Regions from separate parts of the Homo sapiens genome. Here region 1 is linked to region 2. Evidence: chromatin loops called from intact Hi-C (ENCODE). Cell type or tissue: pancreas. All regions are shown on one strand. Each heading gives the region's core, and the rest is flanking DNA. Links, peaks and the distances in the headings are about the cores only. Region 1 overlaps LINC01056 (long intergenic non-protein coding RNA 1056). Region 2 has its middle 4.1 kb from the start of MIR124-3.

Region 1 (5,359 bases), core at 226-5,225, 120 kb before region 2:
TGTGGCCGCCGGGGCGAGGGTGACACAGGGACACCTGCTGGAGAGGGGAACCCAGGGCTGGCTCATCCACTGCGGCCATAAAACTTCAGCTTTTCCTGGATGGTCACTGTGCTTGGCCAGAGGTCACTGGTGGGACCAGACTCTGGCCAGGCTTTGAGACATACGTGCCTTTCCGTGTGGTAGGCCTGACCTTGGAAGGGGAGGCCAAGACCTCCACCCCCTCCCCTCCGCCCTGGCCTGCGCTGCTGGGAAGTGGATTTGGAGGCTCTGTTGCTCTCTGCACAGCCCCTCCTGGCCTGGCGGCCCTTCTGGAGCCTGGGAGCAGAGGTGAGGCTGGCATGGGCACGAAATGTGGAAATGCTCCACGCCCCCAGGGCTTGCAGGGGAAGCGACCGACGTAGGTGTGTGGCCCTCAGGGACAGCCCCGGGAAGGGAAGTGGCCGATGTAGGTGTGTGGCCCTCAGGGACACTCCCAGGAAGGGACTGGGCTGCAGAGGACCCGCTCAGGGAAGCCCGGCCCAGGGCAGGGCAGGTGCTGACCCTCTGCATCTCTGCCCATGGTGTTTCCCCCACCTGGAGTGCCCTGGCCAGTGGCTCAAATCCTCCATGGCCTCGAGCCTCCCCTTTAGGTTCCAATGCCGTGCTCCACACAGGGTGCTGTGTCCAGTGTCACTGAGTGAATGGGAGAGTACATGAGGGATACCATCGAGGGGAGTCTCTGCTGGGCCCCACCTGCTCCCCAACCACACACTCCCCCAGACATTCCTCTATCGAGGGCAGTCTCCCCCAGGTCCTACACAGTCCCCCAGCCATTCCTCTATGGAGGGCAGTCTCCCCCAGGCCCTATACAGTCCCCCAGCCATTCCTCTATCGAGGGCAGTCTCCCCCGGGCCCCACACGCCCCCGCAGCCATTCCTCTATCGAGGGCAGTCTCGCCCGGGCCCCACACGCTCCCCTAGACATTCTTCTGGGCCCCGGGGCATCTGTGTGGCTGCTGGGACCCCCACAGGGGTGGCGGGTGTGGCTGCCCCTGAGAATCATGCTCTGTAGTGTCCCGCCCCTGGTGCAGAGAATCATGCTCTGTAGTGTCCTGCCCCTCGTGCAGAGTATTATGCTCTGTAGTGTCCCTCCCCTGGTGCAGAGGATCATGCTCTGTAGTGTCCTGCCCCTGGTGCAGAGAATCATGCTCTGTAGTGTTCTCCCTGGTGCAGAGAATCATGCTCTGTAGTGTCCTCCCCGGTGCAGAGAATCATGCTCTGTAGTGTCCTCACCCCGGTGCAGAGAATCATGCTCTGTAGTGTCCTCCCCGGTGCAGAGAATCATGCTCTGTAGTGTCCTCCCCCCGGTGCAGAGAATCATGCTCTGTAGTGTCCTGCCCCCAGTGCAGAGAATCATGCTCTGTAGTGTCCTCCCCCCGGTGCAGAGAATCATGCTCTGTAGTGTCCTCCCTGGTGCAGAGAATCATGCTCTGTAGTGTCCTCCCCCCAGTGCAGAGAATCATGCTCTGTAGTGTTCTCCCCCCAGTGCAGAGAATCATGCTCTGTAGTGTTCTCTCCCCAGTGCAGAGAATCATGCTCTGTAGTGTCCTCCCCCCGGTGCAGAGAATCATGCTCTGTAGTGTCCTCCCCCTGGTGCAGGATCCGGAGGGGCTGCCAGGCCAGGCTCTCAGGGAAGGTCTGCGGATGCCCAAGTGCCTGCACACCTCTGAGGGCCCGTGGCAAGTGTAGAAAGCAAGCTCTGGGCAGGGCTGGCTGCTGCCAGCCTCCCACCTCCTTGGTTCCTCCTTTGTCCTGCAGGCTTGTCTCTTCCAGTCTTAACAATGCTGCTCTCAAAAGTCTGAAGCCATAGAATCCCTTCGAACAGCTGATTCCTCTGGAGAATCCAAAAACATAACTCAATTCCCAAAATTTAACTTTTTATACAACTTGCAGGACTTGATGTGGCGTATGGAGCACTGACCGTCCATGTGGCAGGACTCAGAGGACGCGGGCAACACAGTGCCCAGGACAGAGAGGCCACAGAGGAGCAAACGGGCAGGCCGAGGACAGTCAAGACCAAGGGGTGCCAGGCAGGGTGTGGGCTTCTTGGGCCCACAATGACGGGCCCTCCATCGGGATCCTGTGGGGCAGGCCAGGGGCAGGGGCAGGTGGCCTCATAAGCCCTTGAGGAAGGTGCAGGGGGAGTTGCTCCCACTCCATGGCTGGGGGACAAGGGGAATTGCATTTCCAAGGGGGCTGAGCCAAGCATCCTCAAAGGCGGCAGTTTTGGAGCGAGTTGGCACCATAAGCACAGAAGACAGCAAACGTTAGACCCTCTCCCAACTGTGGCGGCCTGGAGGGAGCTCATGCCACCTCTTCTCGAAGGGAGCGCCCTATGACCTCCTCAGGTGAAAAGACAGAGGGCAGTGCTGGCAAGGGCACCCCAGACCGCCCCCACCACAGGTCGGGGAGATGCTGCAGGTGCCTACAGGACACTCAGCTTGCAGTCATGGGAGGTCACCGCCACCCCCCTGCGGGGCCTCCTGAGAACTGAGGCCAACAGAGCGCCCTGCATGCCCAGAAATGCAACATGCTCTCCCTTCCTTCCCCTGCAGGACCCCTCTTCAGTCACTCACTCCCTTCCTTCCCCTGCAGGACCCCTCTTCAGTCACTCATTTTGGGGCAATTGAAGGCTTTATTTGGAAAAGACATACCAAATTTCCTCAGCTGAGCAGATTTTTAAGTAGCAAATTATTATCAACCCGAACTGGGAGGCCAAGTCGTCTGTAGACCCTGTGAGGAGCTGGGAGGTCACTTCCCTTTCCTCTGGGTGGAAGGGGACGCCTGAGAGCCAGGGGCAGAGGAAGAGGCAGAAAGGAGGGAGGGGACAGGGAGAGAAACTGCAGGTGGACAGACAGGCAGGGCCTGGAGTCCTGGAGCTCAGAGGGGACAGGAGCCCACCCACAGGGACAGCCCAACTCTGTCTTGTCTTTTTGCAAAATGCTCAAGCTCAAAGCCCGGCTGAGGCTGCTTTAAATTAGATGCTGCCTCAGCGGGTCCCTCTGGAGTTGTTGGAAATCTAATTAGCCAGGCAGCCTGGCACAAATGTCCTAATTCCCTGACGCTGGGGGACGCGAGTGTCTCTTTGCTGCTGGGGTTCCCGGCCTCAGCCTGGCCTTTGCACTCTGCTTGTTTTCCAGGATGATGCCTATCAGAAACCCTAATTGTTTTTTCAGAAACGGCTAATTAATTAGGCTCAGCCTCTTGAAAGGCACTTAAAATACTAACGACTTGCTAAAAAAGGGCAGGACTTGAAAGCAAAGCCAAGGTCCAAAGTGCCCACCAGCGTGAGGGGTCTGCTGCCTCCCTGCGGGGAAGCCCTGGCAGAGCCCCTTGCTTTGCTGCTCACAGAGTCCAGGACATGAGAGCCGAGCCCATGCACCAGTGACTCACGCCCCGGCACAGATGAGCCCAGAGCCCGGAACAGAGGCCGTAGCAAGACCCCGGGAGCCCAGCCTCCCCTACCCCTCCAGCCCCGCTCTGGGCCCCAGGAGGCTGACCTCCATGGATGTCCCAGCAATCTGTCTCTGGCCTCTGGGTGGGTGTGGCCAATGGAGTCATCCGGGACACGGAGGTGGGAAGGGACTGGGCCCTCCTTATCAGGTCTGAGGGTCAGGGGCCCTACATCTGCTTGTCCCTGTTCTCAGCGCCAGGCTCACCTCATCCCCTGCCCCTTGTCAGAGCTCCTTCTTTGACCCTCCCCAGGGGTCCAGCTCACTTGTTTGTTAGTGACCTCATCACAGACAAGTTCTCAGCCCTCCCATGGGGCGGTCGGTCCTTCAGGCACTGGAAATACAGCGGTGGACACAGTGGTGGACCTCCCGGTATGTCCTCTGTTCGACTGAACAGTCGGGTTGCGGGGCCTCCAGGAGCTCTGTGAGCCCGTGCTCAGGTGCACACAACAGAAGTACTCCGCTGACGCCCACCCCTTTCACTCAGCTCTCGGTTCAGTCATCGCCAAGCAACTGAGAGCCTTTGTGAAGAGGCTTCCTGCCCTCTTCATCTTCCACAGACACGCTCTTCTTCCTTAAGCCCAGGCATACACAGACACAGTGAATGCACACACAAAGACACACACCAGTGTGCACACTGCTCTGGAATCCACAGGTTCTATAAATATCTAGAAATGATATCTGAAAGTGCATTGTTATATGCGCTGGTCTGTGATGGTTACGGTGATGGTGATTCCTCCTTCCGGAGGATGGCGCGGCTGCAGCCAGAGGGAGATTAGGTGGCGGAGGCTTCGATGACCATTTACATTTTACGAGTACTTATTTTGAGTGTGTATTTGGAAAAATTAAATTTGTATATCAAGCCCATGATTTCACAGATATTTTTGCTTAGGTCAAAGGCTAAAACAGGTATTTAAATCAATTCGTTTATTTAACTTAAAGAAAAATATGACGGGTTAAGGTTGGGCTTCCCCAGAAGTAGATCCCGAAGCAGGAATGGGAGGTGTCCCAGCGTGGCGGCGAGTTACTTCAAACTGGGTGGCTTTAAGTAACGAGGATTCATTCCATCTCCGTTCTGGAGCTGGACATCTGAAAGCAAGCTCTGGGCAGGGCTGGCTCCTGTGGAGGCTCTGGGAGGGGGTGTGGTTTCTTCCTGGTCCCTTCCAGCTTCTGGTGGCTCCAGGCCTTCCTTGGTGTCCCCGGCTTGCAGCCGCATCACTCCAATCTCTGCCTCTGTTTTCCGTGGCGTTTTTCTCCAAATCTACCTGTCTCAGCTTCTCCATCTCTTATGAGGGCACCCTTCATGGGATTTGAGGCCCACTCTAATCCATGATCCTTACCCTAATTACATCTGCAAAGACCTTATTCCAAATAAGGCCACATTCTGTGGTTATGGGTGGACATATTTGGGGGCCCTGTTCATCCTACTTAAGGAGGGAAAGTTGTTTATTTTGGAGGTGACTCTGAGAGCACAGCAGCAGGTGAGTGGGAGGTGAGATGCCCAGTGACCAGGGCGGCCATCAGGCAGGCCACGGCCAGGCTTCTGGGCTCAGCCTCACCAGGTCCTCAGCTGCCCAGGGCTTTCTCACCCAGGACCTGCCTGGAGACTGCTCCGGGGCCATCAAGTCCCCGGCATGTCAGCCCACCCTGGCCAGAAACAGCCTGGTCAAGGGGCACAGGGCTGTGGAGTTGGGGTGCCCAGGAAGGGGAGAACCAGCGGGGTCCATGGGCCAGGAGAGTCCAGCCTTGAAGATGGGGGTGTGAACCACACAGTCACGGTCTCAAAGGCACAGAGCTTTGAAAGCAAGGTAGTAGCTCCTCAAGCCCTCTGGGCACGCCCCACCAGGGTTTGTGTGTGGAGTTAATAGG
Region 2 (5,359 bases), core at 294-5,293:
ATGGCACACTCCTGTGGCATTTGACTTAGCGGTGGAGGGGGCATCCCCCAAGAGTGAGGTAAGAGAATACCCATGTCCCTAAAAGCAGACAGCAGCCTGAGAAGTCCCTTTGATGGCCCTCCTTTCTTGCTGGAGTCATTCCTGAGAGGTAAATGGAAAGAGATGGAGATGAGCAAGAGGAAGTTGAGGAGGAAGATGGTGCAGCGATGAGAGAGAACCAAGAAAAGGCGAGATGGCAACACATAGACCTATGGGAGAGACATTCAGAGATGAGGAGAATCATAGAGGCCAGAAGGAGAGATGCAGAGACAGGGGAGACACAGAGACCGGGGAGAGACAGAGACAGAGACCAGGGAAGAGACAGCGACCAGGGGAGAGACAGAGACCAGGGAAGAGACAGTGACCAGGGGAGAGACAGAGACCAGGGGAGAGACAGAGACCGGGGAGAGACACAGAGACCAAGGGAGAGACACAGAGACCAAAGAGAGAGACAGAGACCAGGGGAAAGACACAGAGACAGGGGGAGACAGAGACCAGGGGAGAGACACAGAGACCAGGAAAGAGACAGAGACGGGGGGAGACACAGAGACTGGGAGGACAGAGACCAGGGAGAGAGACACAGAGACACAGGAGAGACACAGAGACATGGGAGAGACTCAGAGACAGGAGAGAGAAAGAGACGAGGGGAGAGACACAGAAACCAGGGGAGACACAGAGACAGGGGAGAGACAGAGACCGGGGAGAGACAGAGACCAGGGGAGAGACAGTGACCAGGGGAGAGACACAGAGACCAGGGGAGAGACACAGAAACCAGGGGGGGGCACAGAGACTGGGGGGGACACAGAGACCAGGGGGAGAGACACAGAGACACGGGAGAGACACAGAGACTGGCAAAAACACAGAGACCAGGGGAGAGACTCAGAGACAGGAAAGAGACAGAGACCAGGGGAGAGACACAGAGACCCAGGGGCAGGTGCTGAGAGAGTGATGGGGACCTGAACCCTGAGAAAGGACTGGCAGATGTGTCCTGGAGGGAGGGACAGAACAAGGGCCGTTCCAGCCCTACCCCGGGACCATGAGCTGCAGGCCATCCAGCAGCTGTCAGCCCAGCCAAGGATGGCCTTGTTCTCTGCACCCCGAGCCAAGCCACTTCTGAGGGAGCTCCACCTTTGGAGGATTGGTGCCTGGGCCAGCTGGGCCCCACAAGCGCCTCTGTGGTGGAGCTCCCTCTGGTGGGGTCCTGAGTGCTGGGGCCGCTGAGAACATAGGGGGAGGGGCATTGAGCCAAGTCCCGCCCTTGTGACCAGGAGGGGGCTCCATGGGGGACACCTGAGGGCCTGAGGAAGGAGAGGGCGCCCTGTCAGATGCCGCCTGCTCCCACTTAGAGGTCAGGCTGTAACTGAGGAGGCCACACAGAGTCCCCACCCCATGTGGACTCAGGGACAAAGAGCCCTCACCCTGTGGCCACGCTGGCCGCATCCAACTTTGCTGGGTCCCATGGAGGGGGACCCAGGGCTGGGAGAGACCCTGCCCCAGCTCTGCGTAGGTCTGTTCTGGGTGGTCCTGAGGCCCAGGTTCAAAAGGAAAGTGCCCTAAATGGGTGTCCTGCTGCATGCCTGGGGTGGCCCCAAAGCCAAGCAGGAGGGGTTCCCGCTGGAGGAGTCGAGGCCACAAGGCCCCAGAGCCTTCTCGAAGCTCCTGCTCTCAAACTCCTCCATCTTTCTAGAGAAGAGAGCAGTGCTGGGGCAAGCTGCTCACCCCTCACTCCTCCAGGGTAATTTGCTGACACCAAGATCCCTAGGTGGGGCCAGCAGGGGCCAGCCTCCCTACCCTCCCCGCAACACACCCTCTAGGACCCTAGGCTAGGCTTGGAGGCAATGGGAAGGAGGCAGCTGCCCAAAGCCAAGAGGCGCCCTGTAGAGGGGGCCAGCCCTGGGCAAGGGGCGGGGGCCGGGGGCTGCTGGCCCAGGCTCCATATCCCCAATTCCCCAGCAACAGTGCATGGCCAGGGAGGCTGGGACTGGCCAGGTTCGCACCTCAGGCTGAAATATTGGCCCCTGGGGAACAAAAGGCCTATTCCCGCCATGGGCCAGGCACCCAGCTCCCCTCGCTCCACACTGGCTCCCGCCTCCCTGCCCGCCCAGGCGCAGTGCTTACCTGGCCTCTATTCTGCCCAGCTCTCAGCCCAGTAGCTCTGGCGGGACCCACAAGGAGTTCCGCCTCTGGGACGGTCAGTCCAAGGTCTATGTATTCCTTCTCACTGGGGCCAGGGAGGAGGGGGCCAGGCCGGGAGCAGAGAGAAAGGGGCCGTGGCCTCATTTCCATGCGGAGGCCCCAGGCCCTGTGCTATCCCCACCCTATTGTGCGCCTGGGCGGGCTGACAATCGAGGTCTTTGTGGTCGGTTGCTGCACTCCCACCCTCAGCGCTCAGGCAGGCGGGGTCCCTGCCACCCGCTACAAAGGGTGAGGAGGAGCAAGACCAGGAGAGGCCCTCCCTCTCCCCACCAGGCACGGGGCCCCACGACTGGCCTCGTCCAGACCCAAGCCCAGGGGACAGGTGTGGAGGGAGCACCTGCAGATGGAGTCTCCCTGCTCCCTGCACCTTGCCTCTGAGTTTGTGCGTGGGGCCAGTTGCCATGTTTGCACTCCCACCCCCTAGTCCTGGGGATCAAGCTGCCTGGCAGTGTCCCTGGAGCTCCTGGGGGTGGAAGAGGGCCCCTGCTAGGTGGGATGGGCCTTCGGGGGCCCCTGCTCCTCATGGCACCAAGCATCTGCCCACCTCTGGAGGTTAAGCCTGGCGTGGGAGGAATGGGAGGCCCCCTTACCCACAGGGGAGATGTTTGGGGTCACAGTCACAGATGCTGGGTGGGAGGGGGACCCAGGCCTTGCTGCAGAGCCAGACAGAAGTCTCCGCCATCCCTGGGTGAGGCACTGGGTGGGGGCCTCTGAGCTCCTTTGACCACCCCAGCTGGAACTGGGAAGCTGTGGGCCACTGGGAGGCAAGGGTCCCCACCCCCTCTGCCACCCACATCTGTACTGTGGGCACCTCCATCTGGCCTTCCACATCCTCCCCACCTCCGCATGCTGCAGGGGCTGGGTGGGGGGTGGTCTGCAGCAGACTCCAAAGGAGGCGAGGGTCAAGGGTCAAGAGGTGGTGAGCCAGCTGTTCCCAGATGTGGGCCGCGGCCTTTCCTCTTTCTGGAGGAATGACAGGCCTCCCGCAGAGGAGGAGCGGGTGGTGACGAGGGAGAAGGAGCGGAAAGGGAGGGGTTCTCCACGGGTTCTGTTGATTTGTTTAATCCCACGCTATTCGGAGGCTTTCACGGATGGCGGACAAGAGGGAGGGGGAGGGGGTGGGGGTCTCGGCCCGTGTTTCCTCCCCTCCTCCCGCTCCCGCCCCCGCCGGAGCCACCTGACCCGTAGCGAAGTTGCCGGCCCCGCTGCGCGCCGGCCTTTGTGCGCACCGAGGCGGCCGCCGGGAACCGGGAGCCCGAGCTGGCCCGGCAGCGCCGCCGCCCCCACCTTCGCGCCCCTTTTCACTCCCCCACTGTCCCCGGAGCTGGCAAATAAACAAATCCACAAACAAATTATCCGTGTGCTCCGGAGAGGCGGCGGCGTGGGCGGCGGCGGAGAGAAGGCGCCGGGCAAGGCGAGACTAGGCCCCCGCGGAGCGGGGGAAGCACAGACCCCAGCCCGGGCCCGGCAGCAGTAAGTTGACTTTTATGAAACCTACGAAGCTCGCGGGGCCACCGAAAAGGTCCCCACCGGAGCGGACTCTGCGGGGCGGGCGGGGCAGAGGCTGCAGGCGGGCTCCCCTTCCCGCGCGGCTCCTACCGGCCGGCTCCGCCCCCAAGCCCTGGACGGCCCTTCCCCCAGCCCGCCTGGCTGGGGGCCGCTGCACACCGGGGGTGGAAGTGGGGAGCCGGGGACCCCGATCGCTACTCAGGACTCCAAGAGGGGCCGGGTTCTTCTAGGGATGTACAAAAATCTAGGGTGACCCAAGGGAAGGGGGCGACCCCCAGCCTTCCACCTTACCCACCCCGGCCTGCCAGAGAGCCCTCCGCCAAAGGTAAAGTGGGAAGGACGAAGGTGCTCCGCCAGGTGAGGGAACAGGTCTGCCAGGGGCGGCGATCCACCCTGCCCCAGGTGGAGCCGGTCCTGTACGGAAAAGAGACCCAAAGAAAGATTTGGGGTCCCCGAAGCCAAGGTACCGATGGGGGGTGCTAAGGAGTCTTTCCCCTTAGAATGGGAACAAGCTCCAAGGAGCTGGAATCCCGAGGCGTCCTGGACCCGTCCAGGAAGCTAAGGGTGGGGGACGGGAGGGGAGGGGGCCGGGAGCCGGCCTCCCTGGCCCCAACCCTTGGTGAGAAGAGGGCTGGGGGTATAAAGTCCGAAAGTGAGGCGGAGGTTTCAGGGTTCCGTTTCAACACCATGGACAGCGGATGCCTCAGACTGGGAGCCTAGGACCGCCCTGGGGACTGCCCCCGTTTCATTAGGGTGAGGGTCCGATTCCGACCACTGGAGGCCAAGGGCAACTGTCTCCAATGAAGCGGGGCTGCTGCAGCCTGGCCTCCCCAGCCCTCCAGCCCCTCCAGCGTCCGGCTTGCACCTGCTGAGGCTGCCGGCACCCGCAGGCTTGGGGCAGCTTCCAGAGCTTTGCGCTTGGAACAGAAGGTTCCCCTTGGGCTGTGGAGGAGTAGAGGGCTTGTGCGTGACCTGTGAGAAAGAAAGATTGTCCCTGACACTTGCGAAGGGCGAGGAATTGCGGCTGGGAAGGGTCAGGTTGAAGCCGCACCAAAGGGGGAGGGGCGTCCTGATGGTTGAGGACCGGCGGAGTCGGTGCGGGCAGAACCAACCCGAGTTCCTGCCGCCCTTCCTAACCGGCTGTCCATGGGCTGGGCAGTGCTGGAGAGGGTGGAAAAGGAAGGAAGCAGGACCTGCTCCCAGGGAGGCCCAGGCTCTGCTCCGAGGGCAGATGGCGCAGGGGCTGGGTTGGCCCTAGGAGGAAGGAGATGGGGACAGAGGCCTGCCGGCCGCGCCGGCCTGCGCTCCTTGCAGTCTAAACAAAGGCCAGCGGGGGAGGCTCCGGACGGTGAGGCTTGGGGAAGCCACTGATCCCTGGCCCTAGAGGGCCAGATCGGGGGCGCCCCAAGGACCCTATCGAGCTGGCAGTGACTGCAGTCGGGCCGTGGAGTGTCGCCTGTGATTCCGTGGTCCCTACGGGCAAGAGCTCCCATCCCGGTCTGAAACTGTGAGAACCGCAAGCTCCGATGGGGGCGGGGAAGGACGACCTTTAATTCCCACCCCACTGTACGGAGCCCAGCAGGGCCATCCGCAGGAGGCCGGCGGGACCCTTGCC

What was found. A loop is a pair of places that touch in the nucleus more often than their neighbours do. Peaks named below come from ENCODE experiments on the same cell type or tissue, not always from the same donor. Only the 100,000 strongest peaks of a DNase experiment are listed, where the experiment ranks them.
Region 1: it touches region 2 in a loop (4-fold over the local background); 79 of 110 quality-filtered maps call a loop at or near these places.

The regions. Positions count from the first base shown.
Region 1 is chr20:63,049,691-63,055,049 of GRCh38, forward strand. LINC01056 (long intergenic non-protein coding RNA 1056) reads left to right here. Exons shown (of 6, transcript NR_033369.1): 4 at 1,932-2,061; 5 at 3,215-3,576; 6 at 3,822-4,173. Among named protein-coding and RNA genes, the nearest start is that of LINC01056, 14 kb to the left of the region's middle. In pancreas, for the core only: no CTCF peak of the experiment used is centred there; a DNase peak (open chromatin) is centred at 2,461.
Region 2 is chr20:63,171,684-63,177,042 of GRCh38, forward strand. No RefSeq gene overlaps it. Among named protein-coding and RNA genes, the nearest start is that of MIR124-3, 4.1 kb to the right of the region's middle. RefSeq lists enhancers at 861-1,437, 1,438-2,012, 2,589-3,163. In pancreas, for the core only: no CTCF peak of the experiment used is centred there; a DNase peak (open chromatin) is centred at 3,078; H3K27me3 peaks cover 2,585 bases.